Regions from separate parts of the Homo sapiens genome. Here region 2 is linked to region 1. A link is an interaction called in ENCODE POLR2A ChIA-PET data of the cell type or tissue named here. Cell type or tissue: GM12878. All regions are shown on one strand.

Evidence for each region. Peaks named below come from ENCODE experiments on the same cell type or tissue, not always from the same donor. Only the 100,000 strongest peaks of a DNase experiment are listed, where the experiment ranks them.
Region 2: POLR2A ChIA-PET joins it to region 1 with 5 read pairs; 2 of 35 experiments call an interaction of 5 or more read pairs at or near these places.

The regions. Positions count from the first base shown.
Region 1 is chr11:85,797,483-85,799,982 of GRCh38, forward strand. The region is part of intron 1 of SYTL2 (synaptotagmin like 2); the gene reads right to left. Among named protein-coding and RNA genes, the nearest start is that of SYTL2, 12 kb to the right of the region's middle. In GM12878, no CTCF peak of the experiment used is centred here; no DNase peak of the experiment used is centred here.
Region 2 is chr11:86,250,045-86,252,544 of GRCh38, forward strand. It overlaps EED (embryonic ectoderm development), which reads left to right. Exons shown (of 12, transcript NM_003797.5): 2 at 252-404; 3 at 2,104-2,196. Among named protein-coding and RNA genes, the nearest start is that of EED, 6.5 kb to the left of the region's middle. In GM12878, no CTCF peak of the experiment used is centred here; no DNase peak of the experiment used is centred here; H3K4me3 peaks cover 1,365 bases; H3K27ac peaks cover 1,924 bases.

The DNA of each region.
Region 1 (2,500 bases):
CTGGGCATGGTGGCAGGCATCTGTAATCCCAGTTACTTGGGAAGCTGAGGCACAAGAATCATTTGAACCTAGGAGGCAGACATTGCAGTGAGCTGAGATCAGCCACTGTACTCCAGCCTGGGAGACAGAGCGAGACTCCTTCTCAAAAAAAAAAAAAAGAAAAGAAAAAGAAAAAGAAAACATTAGTCTTTATTATTATTGTCCCTTTTGTCAGCTACAGCCTATGTGATCTAATAAAATCTTAAGAAGTCTGTGTTTATACACAGCTTCCCCAGCTGGCCATACCCCACCTGGCCACTCATCTATCTCATACCATACCTTAGTCTATACCCACTGATCTCAAGACCACAAAGTTTTTGTTGTTGTTGTTGTTGTTGTTCTTGCTGCTTGAGAAGGAGTCTCACTCTGTCACCCAGGCTGGAGTGCAGTGGTGCAATGTCGGCTCACTGCAACCTTTACCTCCCAGGTTCAAGAGATTCTCCTGCCTCAGCCTCCCGAGTAGCTGGGATTACAGGTGCACACCACTATGCCAGCTATTTTTTTTTTTTTCATTTTCAATAGAGATGGGGTTTCACCATGTTGGCCAGACTGGTTTCAAACTCCTGACCTCAAGTGATCCACCTGCCTCAGCTTCCCAAAGTGCTGGGATTACAGGCGTGAGCCACTGCACCCAGCCTATACCCACTGATCTCAAGTTCAGTTTTTTTGTCAGCCCTCCCATTCCCTGTTCATTTTCAAACAAACGGATCATCACAGCTTCTGACACTCTCAAAGTTTGAAATTTTAAAGCTTGACACTTATTTCTAAAAGGTGAAATGTGATTTGGTTTACGGAATGACAAGAGAAACCCGTGAAACTTTCTTAAGCACCTTCTTCACATGCCTAAATACATAGCGTCTTGAGAAATGGGCCCTTCTCTTATGTAAAGACCAATAACTTCTCAGAGTCTTTAATATCTTCAGAGTCTTAGCCAAAAACAAACCAAAAATAAAAAACAATTGGCTTCACATATGTGGCATTTCATGGTGCGTTGAAGGGATCTCCAAGTCCAGTCCCAGGTTTGATGATTCACTAGGATAACTCAACAGGACAACATACAGTCATATTCACAGCTATGACTTATTACAGTGAAAAGATACAAAGCAAACTCAACAATGGAAAAAGGTGCGTGGGGTGAAGTCTGCATAAAACTGGGTGGGAGCTCCCACGGGTCTTCTCCAAGAGGAGTCACACTGGACACACAAGTTGTGACAATGCATCTGAAATGTTACCAACCAGACTGTTCATTAGAGATTCAGTGCCCAGAGTTTTTAATGGGGACAAGTCATGTAGGCACCCCTTCCCTGGCATGTACCCAAATTCCAGACTCCCAGAAGAAAAGCAGGTGCTCGGCATAAACCATATTGCTTGCACAAACAGTTTAGGCACAGTGAGCTACTCAATCATTTAGATTTGTGGGAATCCTCCTGAAATCCAAGTTCCCTAATGCCAGCCAAAGGCCAACTTGCAAGCAGGCCTTTCTATGGACAGGCAGTTTCACACCCACTATGTTAATTCTTTTCTGCACACATGAGAATAAAAAGCCAAATATCTAATTAATTGATAACTGCCCATTGACCACTAAATTCTTAAAGCCCATCAATGTACTAAAAACCTTAAAAAGACAGGGAACATAACTTAGCACTTCAAAATATATTCATTTAACACACTTGTACTATCTCAGCCTTCTGGGCTTTGGGCATTAAGGAAATAGTAAGTCCCTTTAGTCCCAGCGCTCTAAGAACTTTTGGAACAAAAGGGAAGATAAGATGAGGACATAAAGAATGATAACACACAGTGGTATGTGATGATGGCCATAAAAGAGGTATAAGCCGAACACTAAACCAGTTAGAGGAGGGAAAGAAAACTTCCTGCCATGATGAACCAGGAAGATTTCAGGAAGAATTAGCATAGAGCTGCAGTTTTAAGAACAGCTAGGATTTCAGAGTTAGAAACAGGGTTAGGAAGAGCTCAACAAAAGGGACTAAAAGTCCATAAAAAGCATCCAATCTCCTTAATAACATGTACTACACTCTTCATGATCAGCCCACTACCTACTTCACTGGCCTCAGCTCCTGCCAGCCTTACCTTGAACATGAAACCATGCTTGCCATGCTATTTCCCAGCCTTTTGACCTTCTGATTCTTATTCACCCAGATCGCCTCTCAAATGCCACCTCTTCCAGGAAGCCCTACCTTGGCACTTGATCTCCCTTCCCTCTTACCACCCCACCTCCTTCCTCTGTGCTCACATCTGACTATGAACATCACACTGAGTGGTAATTACAGATATCTATTTTCCCCACTGGACTCTGAGCCTAAAACAATTTGGCACACAAACATAGAAAACACTCAGTGAGTATCTATCAAATAAATTAACTCTTGCCTCTAAATCTGATATTCTTCCCACTACAGCATGCTGACCCTTTTATCAACAAATGTTCACTGTTTAATAATAGTTT
Region 2 (2,500 bases), 450 kb after region 1:
AGACAGTATTACTCTTCCATTATTCTCATTAGTATTTATTTCATTTTCATTTTTGTTGAAATATAAAATATCTACAAACCTTCTAACCTGTAGCTGGATTATGTTTATCCTTATGTGGAGGCAAGAATACATTTTTTTCTTCTTGTAGAAATTATTTCTCTTAGGTCAGTCAGCATCTTCCCAGTAGAGTTATTTACTGCTAAAAACAGTATTGCTGTTTCATGTAATTTTTCCTCATTTACTGCTTACAGGATGACGCTGTCAGTATAGAAAGTGGTACAAACACTGAACGCCCTGATACACCTACAAACACGCCAAATGCACCTGGAAGGAAAAGTTGGGGAAAGGGAAAATGGAAGTCAAAGAAATGCAAATATTCTTTCAAATGTGTAAATAGTCTCAAGGTATGTGCAAAAAAAGATCCTTTGGGCTGAATGCTAGGCTTCAGAAATTATTTCTCTGTGGCACGCATTTCGTACTCAGGATACTCTGTCAAGTTGTAAATATTTTAAAGTTACAATGTTTTCTGAAGGGTTTTTTTTTTTGTAGTTCAGACTGCGTATCTATTTTAGTCCATCCCATGTTTAGTTTTTTGGTTTTGTTTTTTGTTGTTTTAATTTAAATATGTGACAGTGTTGCAGGATGTTTTTGCTTTATTGTTTGCATTCAAATTATAAGATTTGGGTAACTATTACTCTTTATATTTTAGTAAAACTTAAAAAACATAAGCCACTTCTGGCATCAGTTTTTAAAAAGAACTGAATGTAACCCATTAACTTTGACTAAGTATAAATTGAAACAGATGTTTTACTTTGTACAGTTTCTGTCCTTTGTTTTATTTATAACTGTTTTCAAAGAAAAAGGTGTAAAAAATTTTTAAACTTTTTAATATTAAATATTTAGGGAAAAGGGGGTTTTGGTTATTTAAATTAATCTGTCCCCAATAGTATTTTTATTTACTTTATAAAAGGGGTTACTGGTGTTTAAGATATTTTCTTTTATATATGTCCAGTTTGTTTTTTAAATGTGAGGCTATTTTTTTCTATACTGAGGAAAAATGTGTATTATCTCATACATATGTAAGTTAAAACCTTTTCTAAATATCCAAATATATTTTTTATAAGTAAAGTTTTGGGAAAGCATAAGAAGCTATGACTATGACATTTTTCTGTCTGTGTAGCAAAAATTCGATGCTCAGTGTGTCAGATTTTGCTCCTGTAAAAGGAGAGAAATTAATCTCAGCATATTTTTTAAAAGTCAATTATAGTTTCATGTGCATATTTATTTACATTAACGTACTACTTTTAGGTACTGTACCTGGAAGATGTTTTTAGCTGCCTTTTATACTTAAGGCAGTATTTCAAAATCCTAAAGCTGTGGCTTTTCAAATGATGAGAAAACGAAAGACGTACTTTAAAAGTGAAAACAGTGCCTTAAACTGCATCTGAAAGTCAGTGTTAAATGCCAGAAGTTGGCCAGTAAAATCCTAAAGCTGAAAAATAACTTTGTGAACAAAAGTGCATAATTGTTCTTTGTACATCTCCTATAGCCTCCTGGTAACTGTGCAGTTACAGTTTATTTCTTCCCCTAGTCCCCAGTGTTCAGATATTCTCATTCTGACTAACAGAAAACAGTGATTTGAATGGAGTCTGCTATGCTTCACTTTACAAGGGAAAAATTTAGCCTTATAAAATTTAGTGAATGCCAGAGAAGCTATTAAGGCCATCTGTTAATTTCCTGTTTCAGAAAAATAAATTGTGTCCTTTTGTATCCACCAAAATTATCCAGTTTATTGTGATTCAGAATATGATTGGCTTATTAAGAAAAAGGCAAATATTATAAGTGTTTTCGTAGGTAAGCGGTTATTACCTAACTTGTGATTTCAGCCTTTGGTTGTGATAAAACTTTATCATACACAATATTTTAAAATGTGAAAACTAGACTAGTAGACATCTTTTAATTTTAGTGTCAAAAGTTAGCTTATGTATGATACACAAAATAATGTATTGCATTTTGGAAAAAAGAAGGGGATAGGTTAGTTTACTGTCATTTTCTGGTTTGTAAGATACATTAATCTTTTCTTATTTCATGATTATTTTATAGGAAGATCATAACCAACCATTGTTTGGAGTTCAGTTTAACTGGCACAGTAAAGAAGGAGATCCATTAGTGTTTGCAACTGTAGGAAGCAACAGAGTGAGTGTTAAGGGGTCTATTTAGTATTTGGCTTGATTTCCAGATCTGGTGTTAATGTAATATTGAAATAGAATAATTTCAAAGTGCATTTTGTGAAGCTGGTTTAGCAATATGATTCTTTCATGTAAGAGTGAAGGTTTCTAGAAATTAATTAAAACTAGTATGCATGGCTGAAAATACATCTATATTTAATATATTACCCCTAATTATTTATGAAACAGGTTTTATACTTGTATTTGTCTTCATAAATACTTGGTTGAAAGAATTGGCGTCCTTTTTTTTTTTTTTTAATTGGCGTTCTTTT